Regions from separate parts of the Homo sapiens genome. Here region 2 is linked to region 1. The links are chromatin contacts, found by Hi-C or POLR2A ChIA-PET in ENCODE. All regions are on one chromosome and are shown on one strand. The core of a region is the stretch at or near the end of the contact, and the rest is flanking DNA. Distances in the headings are between cores, read along the strand shown.

The links. A loop is a pair of places that touch in the nucleus more often than their neighbours do. ChIA-PET counts read pairs that join two places held with the same protein, here RNA polymerase II (POLR2A). Pooled maps may share reads with other maps.
Region 2: a pooled map shows a loop between it and region 1 (2.6-fold over the local background). The contact joins two enhancer-like sites. A Hi-C loop is called at or near these places in 3 of 50 pooled maps. POLR2A ChIA-PET finds 5 or more read pairs at or near these places in 3 of 52 experiments (H1, PC-3 and activated B cell).

The regions. Positions count from the first base shown.
Region 1 is chr7:1,891,019-1,897,422 of GRCh38, forward strand. The region is part of intron 18 of MAD1L1 (mitotic arrest deficient 1 like 1); the gene reads right to left. Among named protein-coding and RNA genes, the nearest start is that of MIR4655, 50 kb to the left of the region's middle. RefSeq lists an enhancer at 1-357. Within about 2 kb of position 4,778, at least 5 of the 41 ENCODE cell types and tissues checked have a DNase peak (open chromatin) inside an H3K27ac peak, as active enhancers do.
Region 2 is chr7:2,005,535-2,012,266 of GRCh38, forward strand. The region is part of intron 13 of MAD1L1 (mitotic arrest deficient 1 like 1); the gene reads right to left. Among named protein-coding and RNA genes, the nearest start is that of SNORA114, 80 kb to the right of the region's middle. Within about 2 kb of position 4,359, at least 5 of the 41 ENCODE cell types and tissues checked have a DNase peak (open chromatin) inside an H3K27ac peak, as active enhancers do.

The sequences.
Region 1 (6,404 bases), core at 3,528-6,027:
GGCTCTGCGCCACCTCCCCTTCCCCTGCTGAGGTCCGGCAGGGGCAGCAAGGATGGGCAGAGGGGAAAAAAGGGTGCACAGAAGCGACACCCCGGGCCAGCACAAGGACGAGGGGTGCGGGGCTATTTCTTCTTCCCAGGAAGGCTGCTATACAAAAACATTTTTCTATAGCTGTAGGATGTGCTTGTGCTTTAAGCTAAGTGTTATACAAAACAAATTTTAATAGGCTGGGTGCGGTGGCTCACGCCTGTAATCCCAGCACTTTAGGAGGCCGAGGAGGGAGGATCACCAGGTCAGGAGATTGAGACCATCCTGGCCAACATGGTGAAACCCCGTCTCTACTAAAAGTACAAAAAAATTAGCTGGGTGTGGTGGCGCACCCCTGTAATGCCAGGTACTCAGGAGGCTGAGGGAGGAGAATCGCTTGAACCAGGGAGGCAGAGGTTGCAGTGAGCCGAAATCGCGCCACTGCACTCCAGCCTGGTGACAGAACAAGACTCTGTCTCAAATAAATAAATAAAATTAAAAAGTTTATAAACTCAAAAAGTTACAACAAACTTTATTCTTATTATTATTAGAGATGGGATCTCACTCTGTCACCCAGGCTAGAGTGCGGTGGCGCGATCATAGTTTTCACCGCAGCCTCTAACTCCTGGGGCTCAAGTAATTCTCCCGCCTCAGCCTCTGGAGTAGCTGGGACGATAAGCAGGCGCCACCACGCCTGGCTAAGTTTTAAATATTTTGTAGACACAGGGTCTTGCTATGTTGCCAAGGCTGGTTTTGAACTCCTGGGCTCAAGCGATCCCCCCACTTCAGCCTCCCCAAATGTTAGGATTATAGGCACAGGCCACTGTGCCCAGCCATTCATTTATTATTGAAGAAAAGAACAGTATTTTTAATAGTTGAGTGTAGCCTAAGTGGTACGGCATTTATAGTCTCCAGTTGTGCACACTCATGTCCTAGGCCTTCACACTCACTCACCCTCATTCACCAGCTCGCCCAGAGCACCCGCCAGCCCTGCGAGCTCCGTTCACGGTGAGCACCCTACGCAGGTGCACCGTCTTCCACCCTTCATACATCATGTTTATGGCACCTTTTCCATATTTAAACACGTACAGACACGCAGATGCTTAGCACTGCGCCACGGTGGTCTACTGCATTCAGCACAGTCACGCACTGCACACTTTTGCAGCTTGGCAGCAGCCGGCTAAACCATGCGGCCCAAGGGTGCGGGAGGCTGCACGGCCCAGGCTCGTACAAGTCATTCTAGGAAGTTCCCGCAAAGACAACACTGCCCACCAGCACGTTCCTCAGCATGCATCCCTGTCATCTGGCAAAGCGAGACCGTACTAGACTTACACATATACACACAGGTGAGTGCTGAGTATCCCTTATTGGAAACGCTTGGGACCAAGTGTCTGGGATTTCCAGATTTTCAGGTTGTCAGAATATCTGTATTACGTGCTTACTGGTTGAGTAAGCATCTCATGCAAATATTCATCCCTAATCTGAAAATCTGGTATCGGAAACGCTCCATTAAGCATTTCCTTTGAGTGACAGACCCACAATAAAAAAAGCTGTGGATTTTGGAACATTCCCGACTTCAGGTTTTCGAATCGGGGAGGCTGGACCTGTATACCTTTCCCCCTCATCCATATGACAAACCCGGTAGGTCGACATCGCCACATGTTTGTGCAGTTCCGGAATCTGTGCCGTCCACGCCTCTGGCCCTGACGCCCACCCTGCAGGCCTCTGAGCCGGGGAAGGCCCTGGACAGCAAGGAATGAGGAGCCTGCTGGAACCAGTGTGTCTCCCAGATCCCAGAAGCTCACGGTTTTGCCCCAAACTGCATTTGCTCTGTGTCCCCGGCCTGGTCACTCCACTTCTTCTTACCACTGATTTTCTCCCTCTCGTAACAGAAGGCTTCCTTCCCTGGGTTTTGAGAAGAGGGGAAAAGGGAGGTGGGGAAAATTCCGTGAGAACCACTGGGAGGAGTGCAGCCGGGATGGAGAGACCAGGAGCTGAGCCTCCCCGCTCCAGGCCCAGGCAGAGTATGGCCTTCCCAGGAAGCTCTAGGGACTCTGGAATCTCTATCCCCTCTCAGGAGGGAGAGGAGCAGAGGCAGCAGGTTCCCGCTGGGAAGAGCTGGAGCTGAGATTTGCCTGCCTTTCCCCCAAACGGCAGCCCAGGCAGCCAGCTCCCTCCACCCACGCGGCAACAAGAGGTTTGGTCCCGGCTGGGATGGGAAGTCCTGGCTGGGATGGGAAGTCCTGGCTGGGATGGGAAGCAGAGTGGCGGGGGACTGTGCGGCAAACCCTCAATTATCCCAGCACACATCTGTGGAACCCGCTTGACTGGAAACGGCTTCGGCTATTTCTAACTCTGTCTGCAGCCCCCTTTCTGCCTGAAGAATCATTTGGGGGAAAATCTGATAAAATAAATGACATGGCCAGGAGGCTGGGGTTTGGCGAGATCTTTCAGGAGCACGGGAGCCACGTATGCCAGCCCCCAGGTGGAGTGGGTGGGGCAGGGGGCCTGTCTCCCTGCTCTCCCTGCCCTCCCACACTGGCCTCTGCCCTCCGTGGCCCTATCTCAGGAGGGTAGCTCAGGGAAGACCCTCCTGGGCACACCTAGTGATGCTCAGCCCCCTGAGGATGCCTTTCTGAAGCCAGGAGGCCAGGGTCAGGGCCCCCAGGGAGCACCCAGACCACATTCCTCATGACAGATGGGGAAACTGAGTCTCACAGGAGTGCAGTGGCCTGGCCAAGGCTGCACACCAGGGTCAGGAGCTGCCCGGGACAAGGTGACTCCACAGTGTCTCTTATCTCTCCTCTGGACAGTGGAGACCAGGGCCACCGCTGCATGGCCCCAAGGAGTCAGTGACCATCTGCAGGCAGAGGTGCCAACATGAGCCCTGGCCCTACAGGTTGGCTGTTGTCTGTTCACTGTTTGTCTCTTCCCTTTTGCTCCACTGAAACCTGTTTTTCTGTCTGTCTGGCAGAGCCCTAGACTGCCCTCTCCATAAGCCAGGCCCTGAGCTGGGGGCGTGGAGCTGCTGCGAACAGTACAAGTGCCTCTCCTGTCACCAAGCTTGGTGTCCTGGATACAAAGGAGGCAGGAATGACAGGTGGATGGGGCAGGACTGATGCTGATCTCCTGGTCAGAGCTCCTGCCAGAAGACTTGGCAGCTCTAGCGCTGTCTTCTTGGAACCCAAGGGGGAGGATTTCTCAGGAGGCCAACGGCCTCACCCAGTGAAGGGCAGCTCGGAGGAGGACTTGGGAAGAGTCGGCTTACAGGGAGCCTTTGAAAGCTCCCTAAATGTTGCAGGCCCTCCAGAAGGTCTGCAGGGACCAGGACACACAGGGCCGGCAGAGCTAGTCACAGCTCTGGGAGAAGCACGGGTGCACCGTGGGCTGGAGCTGAACCAGCCAACAGGGATCCCGGTGCAACATGACCCCTCCCCAGCTCCACAGGTGGCACTTATGAGACTTGCCTCTTGCAGCCTCCGAAGTGAGCCACAGTTACTTCTACTCCACAGGTGAGGAGACTGAAACTTGGGGAGGTGAGGCTGCATGCCCAGTGTCAGCCCTCATGAACATGCTCTAAAGGCCCATATCCAGCAGGCGATCCCTCCACATCAACCAGATGGGGCGCAGGAAGGTCTGGGAGGCCCCAGCCCTCCAAAGAGGGGAGGGGGCGAGCGGGGTGCTAGGCACAGCTGCTAGCAGGGCACATCAGCTGGGCAGGACAGAGTCTGGAGGAGGAGTGGGAGAGGGAGGAGGAAGAGCAGGAGTAGAGGGTGGGGGTTGGGTGAGGCTGGGGGAAAGAGGCTGTGAAAAGAAGCCTAGGGAGAAATGGAGCAAGAAGCATCTTTAAGAACCAGGCACCCAGCAGTGGGGGAGAAACACAGGAGGGGCACACTTAGGCCCCCTGGGGACCCTCAAGGGACAACGAACCCAACAGGATAAAACCTCCGGCAGACTCGCCTGTCAGGAAAAACACAAGGTGGCACGTGTCCTAGGAGGGAAGCCAGCGGAAGAAGGGTCCCACATCTGGGGAACCCAGGAGGGCTTCCTGGAGAAGGTGTCTACAAGCGAGCTGGGCCCAGGTGAAGAGGATGGAGCAGGTGGGCCTTGATGCTGGGGTTCCAGGGAAAACCGCAGACACAAGTTGGCAGCTTCTTCCTGCGGGGACTTCACTGCTCAGAAATGAAACCGATGGACCAAGGTGGGGTCTTGGCAACCATGATGGATGTGCCAGGAACATGGCCCCACTTACTCCTGTGGGTCAGACGTAACTGTACCTGCTTTACAGATGAGGCAGAGGCCCAGCCAGCACCCCCCTGGCAACAGCTGCACTTGGGCACCAGCCCACAAGCTCACCTAGAGTCAGCCCCCTGCCTGGGTTGCCCAGAGCTCCCCATGCCAGGCCCACCCCGCAGCTCTCAGCCCCGCCTGCAAACATCAACTTGTAAAGCCCTTCCATACTTTACTTAATCTCCCTGATCCTGTGAGCTTCAAGCATGAAAACACAGTGCATGTCACACATGGGGAAAGTGGGTAAGCTAAAAGCAACCTCGTTCCCTGACACTGTCCACCTGAGCCAGCCCCCGGAACACGGCCCAGAGCAGGCATGGTGGGTGGCCGGAAGGGTGGGGAGCGGGGCCTCTGCGGGCACCAGGCCTTGCTGGTGGAGCACTGGGCCAGTGGACCGTCTGTCCTTCCGGAGGCGGCTGCCTCAGCTCCATGGCTTCTGACCCAGCACATCCAGCCCTCAGGACCTGCAAAGTCACATTCACACGGGCCTTGGGCCAGGACAGGCCGTGGTCCAGAAGGTCAGGTCAGGCCAGGCCTGCCACTGGAAAGAAGGGACAGCAAGGGCTGGAGGATGGGCAGTGAGGGGGCGGCCTGGGGAGGCGCCAAGGCTCCAGATCACAAGAGTCTAGGAAGGCGGGCAGGATGCCTGGCAAGAGCTGCGGGGCCCAGGCCAGACCCCTGCAGGAACCACGGCTCCTCAGGGCGAGCCCGGCCTCCCGTACGCTGTGTGTCCTTTAGGCCTGGGGCGAGCAGGGCTGGGGAGCTGGCCAGCTCCTGGGCTCTCTGTCCGCCTGCCTCCTCCTCCTGGGGCCCCCTTCCTGCCTCTCCCTGACCTCAGGAGCCTGGGGGCTGAGAGGGCTCCAAGGCGGAAAGGAGGGCAGGGGTTCCTGCCCAGGCCATGGGGGCTGAAAGTCCGGCCACTGGCAAGCTGAGGCCAGCCCAAGCCTTCTGGTCTCAACATCCTGCCATGGCTGGGATCCTGGGCGGGCGGATGAGGGCCGGGGGAGCTGAGATGCTGGCTCGAGCAGGAAGAGCGGCAGGGCCCATGCTCGAGGGTATGACGGGGATGGACCTGGTGTCCAGCAAACCTGAGGACATTGGGCAGGGCTGCGCTTCAGAAGCCCATGCAGGGCTTACAGTGGTCAAGATGCTACTTGCTGACGGTGTTTTTAAAAAGTGACACAGGAGCACACACAATGGAACCCCAGGATCCCGAGTTCCCAGGTGTAAATGAACATGCCTAGGCATGTGCCTACGTATGAAACACCGAAAGGAAACACGGCGAAGCAGGACAGCGGCCACCTTTCGCGGGAAGATGACGAGTGGCTTGCTTCCCTCTTTTGGATTTTCGACACTCTCAACAGAAAACACTGTGGAGGGTGCCCCAAGGTTCCGCTGCAGTTAGTCTTCCTAAGATTCGCTTCAACTACAGCACACGCAGGGATCCGGGGAAAACGCTGCCTCTTAATTTGTAAATGTTGATGTAACGAGTGATATGTTAAGTGATAACTGTTCATGGTACACCTTTATTAATACCTAATCATTTTAGAAACCTATGGAATTCGTATAATGCATTAAACACCTCTGTGAATTATTCAAAGTATACAGAATTATACAAAAGCGAAGAAGTACATTTCTGATAGCTTAAAGACTTGGTGTGTTTTTATTATTCAAAGGTTTGAGAGTTTCAAGAGTGTAGAAATGGATGACTGTGATCTGAGAAGCAGGAAATCCACAAGGAACGCAGAGCAAGCCCGGCACGGTGCCCCCGTGCAGCGCAGGCTGTGAAGACGGGCGGGTTGTGCAGAAGGAGGAGGAAGAGCCGGGCTAAGGCTGAATCAGACAGGCAGCGGCTCACCGCTGTGAGACGCTGACGGACATGCGTAGGCCGCACTGGGTACAGCTTTTATACAAATCAAAGTTGGTTCTCGGTTCCATAAAGACACGCAGAGGCTGCAGACTGCAGGCAGTTTAGACGCCCGTTCCAGACCACAGCAGTCCCAGGTGGGGCCCGTCTCTGCCTGTCCTCATCTCCCACAGCCACCGCCCCCTCCACCCTTCCTGAAGCAGCCACATGCCAAGACGGG
Region 2 (6,732 bases), core at 3,109-5,608, 110 kb after region 1:
TCATGCCTGTGACACCAGCATTTAGGGAGGCCAAGGCAGGACAACTGCTTGAGGTTAGGAGTTCGAGACCAGCCTGGACAACATACAGAGATCCTGTTTCTATAAAAAATTTAAAAATCAGCTGGGTGTGGTAGCACACAACTGTGGTCCCAGCTACTCAGGGAGCTGAGGCAGGAGGATCTCTTGAGACCAAGAGGTTGAGGCTGCAGTGAGCCATGACTGGGCCACTGCACTTCAGCCTGGGCAACAGAGTGAGACCCTGTGTCAAAAAAACAAAAACGAAGATGTAAAACAAAACAAAAAAAGTTCGTTTGTAACCGGCTGCATCTTCCCAAATGGATGGCCAAATGGGACACTGCACAACCCTGAGTCAGAGGTGACTCCAGGCGGAGGGTTCTCAGCAGAGCAGCCACCAGACAGAAGCTCAGCACGCAGAGGGGCCGGAATTCCAGGAGTGTGAAATGGAGAGCACGCTCCATGGGCATGGAGATGGGGGAGCGGCAGGGAGGCAGGAGGGAGCTCAGGTCTGGCTTATAGACATTCTACAGCACAAGGTTTGTGGGTGCAGGACACCTCAGCCACCTCTCACTCATAACCTGAAAAGACACGTGTGGGTGCTCCTAAGAACAGAGCCATGGAACACCGAGAGAACACAGACGAGCAGGCCCTGTGGCCATTCAAGGACACACACTGCTGTCTGCAGCTCCAACAGGGTAAGTGGTCAGACATGAAGTTTCCAAGTAACAAAAAAGAATGTTTTACATGGGAGCGGGTGTGGACAGGGCAGGAGGGAGTTGGGAGAACGAAGGTGGCTGTGGCCTGGGGTGTCAGCCACAATGCGTGCCTGTCCTGGGCCTCCCCAGGTTCTGTGGAGGGAGGGTGTGAGAAGCTCACAGCAGAGTCCCAGCACCGAGGAGCATTTGGCAAACGTCCACTCCTCCCTCACCTTATTGTTCCAAGAACACAGCTAAAGTAAGAAAAACAAAGAAAACACCGAAACCCGCACGGCCCAGCACAGGAGAGACGGGACATCACTAAACCCGCACGGCCCAGCACAGAAGAGAGAGGACATCATTAAACCCGCACAGCCCAACACAGGAGAGACGGGACATCACTAAACCCACACAGCCCAACACAGGAGAGACAGGACATCACTAAACCCGCACGGCCCAGCACAGGAGAGGCGAGGCAGGACATTGGGGTCCCGAGAGACCCAAGACGACGCTCTCTGTGTGCGCAGAGGAGGCTCCCAGATGGGGCACCAGGAAGCTTTGGGGGACAGGCTCTCATGGGCTCCAAAATGCGCTAGAACTTCTCCTTCTGGACAAGCTGTAGGAACCAGCACAGACACACCCCCCACCTCAGTCCCCAGACACCAGATACAACACAAGGAACAGTGGGATTCCTGCGAGGGAGGGCAGGCAGCTCAGAGCTCAGAGCCGCGGGAGGGGATGGGGTGAGTCCCCCAGGACGCAGGCCGGGGCAGTGCCACAGACAGAGCCCAGCAGGCCTGCTGGGTGAGGAGAGAGGAATGGGAACTCCAGGAGGCACAGATGGGCAGCTGGGCCTGGCAGGCCAGCACCAGACAGAGGGAAGGGACCTGAACAGACGCCACCAGAGAAGAGGCGCCGAGGTGGAGAAGCACGGGAAACGCTGGGCACGTCAGTCACTGGAGACACACAGATTGAAGCCAGGGCTAAATGTGCTGCTGCCCCGCTGGATCCAGATACCAAAGCCGACAGTGCCACAGCGGAGCGTTCTCCCAGCTCTGGTGCCGACAGCCTGTGCAGTAACGCGTCACTGGACCCCGCGTGTTGCCACGGTATGGCCGCTGGGAAGAGCCTGGCAATGTCTTAAGAAGTTAGGGCCCGGCCCGGTGGCTCACGCCTGGAATCCCAGCACTTTGGGAGGCCGAGGCGGGTGGATCACCTGAAGTCAGGAGTTTGAGACCAGCCTGGCCAACATGGTGAAATTACTAAAAATACAAAAATTAGCTGGGTGTGGTGGTGCATGCCTGTAGTCCCAGCTACTCAGGATACCAAGGCAGGAGAATCACTTGAACCCGGCAAGCGGAGGCTGCAGTGAGCCAAGATCACGCCACTACATTCCAGCCCGGGCGACTGAGCGAGACTCTGTCCCCACACTGTCCCCGCCAAAAAAAGTTAAACCCCACAATCCTACTCCTGGATGTAGAGCCCAAAGGAATGAAAACCTGCATTCACAGGAAGTCTGGCACGCAGATATTCACAGCAGCTCTGTCCCAGCTGGCAAGAATGGGAAACCACCCTGGTATTGGTCAGTGGGTGAACAGACGAGACCATTTTGGTAGAGTCTCAGGATAGAGAATTATTTTGTAATAAAAGTAAATGAACTGCTGATACAACGTTGATGGGTCTCAAAAGCTCTGTGCTCAGTCAGAGATGACAGACACAGCAACTGCAGGACTCTGTTTACGTGAAGTTCCAAGAAAGCCCAAAACAACAGTCACAGGCCCCAGACCGGTGTCTCTACGAGCCAGGGGTGGCAGGAAACTGACGGTCAACATGGATCAAATCATACAGATAAAGCTGGGGGATTTTACTGAGTATAAATCATATTTCAATAAGGCTGCCTTTAAAACATGGAATCCCCAGAGCTCGGGGAGAACCACACTCACAAGGGCGAGGAGCTGGCACAGCCCGTGTGTGCACTGGAGAGCAGCTCCCGCAGGGCCTCAGACAGCGCAACTCCAGGCTGGTCTCGGTAGGGTTCCTCCAGGAAACCGCATCTGTGATGGAGGCAGTGGGTGGGCGGCAGAGCACCCCCTGTGGAAACACCCTGGACAGTGCACTTTAGCACTGACTGTGGGGCTGCCCAGTCACCTTCGGGGGACACAGACACCTCTCACTCTCTGGGTGACCGGGTGGAGCCCCCAGGCCCTGGCCACAGCGTCCTCACCTCTGAGACAAGAGCTCCCCAAGCTCAGGTTGGCTCCGCAAGGCAGTGTAGGGTGCAGCCTGTTCTGATGCGGAGATGGTGGGATGGAGAGAGAGCTTCCCAAGGCCCGGGGTGGGGGCTGGGCTGACGGCTGGGAACACCAGATGCCAAGCCTGCTCGCAGGCAGGCCAGGCACTTCCCCAGCCTCAGCCCCTCCTCCACAGCCCACCCCGGGCTGGGTGCAGACACACAGGAAGCTCAGGTGGGAAGGAACACGGCTCCATCCCAAACAGCCTCAGACGCAGACACGCAGGAAGCTCAGGGGGGGAAGGAACACGGCTCCATCCCAAACAGCCTCAGACGCAGACACGCAGGAAGCTCAGGTGGGAAGGAACACGGCTCCATCCCAAACGACCTGACGCAGTGCTCGGGTTCCCCAGGAGAGGCCAAGCCCACTCGGAGCCAGGCTTCAGGGGCACACACCAGGGAGCACTGAGGGGTGCGGAGGCTGTGGGGAGAGGGTTTCATCACATGGCGGGAAAACCAGTACGAGCAGGCCCCCAGCGCAGCCACGCCCCGGCCCCGCAACCCTGGCACCGAGTGACCAGGGAGCTGCCTCCACCCAAGCAGCTGAAGGGTCACACACAGCTCTTTCCGGGTGGGACCACGTGTCCCGGGTGGCTACGTGTGCTGAGACACGAGCCCCGGGCCCTGGCGCCCTTGGCACCACCGAGGTGCTGCACAGAGGCCTCAGCCGGGCTATTTTTATCCTGAGGTGAGAAGTTGCTGCCTGTGATCCAACACTCCTGCCAGCCAGGACATGGCAGAAAATGGCTAGGACAGGCAGCCACAGACCCCAGCAGCCACAGGACAGCCGGACTGAGGAGGACCAGAGGGCACCAGGCACAGACCCCACACACGGTACAAAGGCTGGAGCTAGGGGAAGGCAGCCCCACCGGTGGTCATGGTCACGGTCACGTGGAAAAGGATGGGACGGAAGCTCAGGCCTCCACCTTCCTGGCCAGGTCTCCAAGTGGCTTGTGACACAACGTGAAGAAGCAGGAGGCGGCACACCACAGGGTCCCCACAGGGCTAACCAGGCCACAGCCCCAGCACCTGCCCCTGGGTGAGGCTGTACACAGAAGCTCTCCCTGTGGGTGGAGGTCTGAGGATGACTGTGAGCCCAGCGCTGGCCACAGAGCACACAACAGGCAGTCAGTGCACGGTCAGGGGCTCCACTGCAGCCCCTGATGCAAGGAAGGCTAGGGGGTGGACGCCCAGGCCCTGGGGGATGCTCTGAGGGTGGCAGCAGGTCCTCCCATGGTGGAGAGGACAGAGCCTGCCCTGGGCTTATTCCTCACGCCCAGCAACGTCAGCTCCTGTGCTGGGCAGCGGTGCTCTAAGTGTGTGCTGCCGGGGGTGGCACCGGCGTGTCACGGGGAGCCCGGCTCAGCGCAGTTCTGTACTGCACAGACGCCCCGTTCTGGGAATGGAGCCAGCACCTCGCGATTCCCACTGAGGACCTGTGGCCACACAGCAGAGGCTCCCACAGCCCAGACTCCAGGGTGGTTTCCATAAACCCCTTGGCCCACTTTTCTTCACTGCATGATTTTTAACAGGTTTTTTTTTTTTTTTTTTTTTTTGGCTTTATCTCTGCTTCGTACAGTACAGTCATCTCAAGTTCTTTCAATGAGGGAAACATCACCAACACACTCACAAGTATTGGGCCTGGTGAACAACCCGAGGCCCTGAAGATCAGGCTCTCCCCAGCCCTCCTGGAGCCAAACCACCCACGGCAGCCAAGTGACAGCACCCGCAGAGCTGCCCGAGCCTCTGGGAGGTCACGGGGAGGAAGGGAAGACGGAAACACCGTGACGGCCACTTCTGCCTAAATCGTTAGGAACTATTTCAGAGTCCCTGCAACCTGAAACGGGGATTCTCCACACACCTCCACACGGCCAGCAGCGCAGTAATCGCTTTTAATTAAATAAATCGGAAACACAAATCAGGCCAATGTGTTGAATCAAGGTGGCGTGCACTGCGTATTTATAGCTCTATCCACAGAGGACTCCTGACACATGCTACGGGCTCCCGCAGCCGCTTTATTAAATGGAATAAATAACACCGTGCAAGACGGCAAAACTTCACCAGACGGGTCTGGGGTTCTCCCAACTCAACACTGTTTTCCTGCAACGTCTCTGCTAGAATGAAAACATGGTCCAGATGAGAACAGACTGGTGTCTGGTTTAGCTAACGGGTGGGTGGAAGGGAACCACTCTCAGAGCGATGCTGCATCCTCCCGCTGGCGACTACCCCGAGCCCACCTGGCGGTCAGGTAGCAGATCCTCACCTGCCCCGAGAGGCGCCTTCCCCAGGGGCATGCGCAGGGCCGGGCAAGCTTCCAGGGAAGGCTTGCGAGGCCCGAGGTCAGAAGACATAGGAGTGTGAGTGGGGGACAGAGGGGTGAACAGAGGCCAAGGGAGAGGGAAAGATGGAGACAGGAACTATCAGACATGCGTGCAGAGGACAGAAAGAAAATCAAGAAGGGAAAAGGAGACGGGAAACAGAAAGAAAAGAAAAACCGGGTGGAGGTAGCAGGGAGAGAGGGAGGCAGGGGGTTCGGGGGGAGCACCTGGGCTCTGTGGGGTCAGGAGCCCTCCCCGGCTGGGGCGATGGCGGCCCCCCACCCCCCGACCGTGAGGAGAAGAGGAGACGGGCCCTTCACAGAAACCAACAGCCAGAGACACGCGGCATGTGCAGGGTCTCCAGAGCAGCCCCTTGGCCCTCCACGGGGGCATCCCTGGCTTGGGCTGGCGTCCCTGCCCCAGGGGCTCCCTGTGCACAGAGGGTGCAGCCACCCTTGCCACACTTCATGTGCAGCCGCGCCCCAACCTTCCCTGGAGCATAGCACTCCTGCTGGGCCCCCGCCTTCACCTTGCAAACATGCTTAGTTCCCAGAGTTGGGGCCACGTTCTCCCGAACTTGCGCCACATCCATGAGGAGGTGGGGAGCCCCCAGCAGATGCTCCCCTGAGGCAGGAACCCAGCCCAGGAGCTGGCGGCACCCCCAGCCTCCCACCCGACTGTCACTTCAGGGAAAGGCAGGGCACAGGCTCCGCAGGTGACCTGGTCCCGCTGAGGCAGAAAGGCAGGGACACCTCTCCCAGGCTCCTGGGAGGAAAGAGCTGACGCGGAGGTGCCCCCTCTGATGAGGCAAGGCATCAGGTCACGCTGTCATGCAGGATGTGGTGGTGGCTGCTCCACAGACCCCAGAGGGCAGTGGCACCTGCACAGGCTCAGGGAACAGCCAGGGGCCTGGAAGACCTCTCTGGAATCTGTGCCAGCAGCCGATACCGTGGCTGTCTCCATCAACACAGACAGGCCAGTGCAGCGGGGTCCTGGGGGGAGACTGCAGGTGCTGGCCTGCTTCTGGAGGGTACCCAGGGGGATGGGCAGAGGAGGCTGTGAGGGCTCAGGGAGGACCAGCCGTGTGAACTCCCACAGTGAGGACTAGTCAGTGCTGGTGGAGTCTGACCCTGCTCTAGCCCTGCTGGGCCCAACTCTTCTATGTGCCTAATTCTCCTGAAACCCCAGGAGACAGACAGGAAGGGGAGTAACCTGCCCCCACACCCCACCATGGGAAGGGAGGGGCAAGGTCCGCAACATACATCCCACTAGCAGGGTGAGGGCTGAGGCTCCAAGCTGCCCGGCAAGGGGGCAAGCACGGTGCCCAAACAGTGCCAGCATCTGGTCAATGAGTCCTGAGGTCCCTGACAGCCCTGATCGCCTTAACACACAAAACACCAGAACCCAGGAC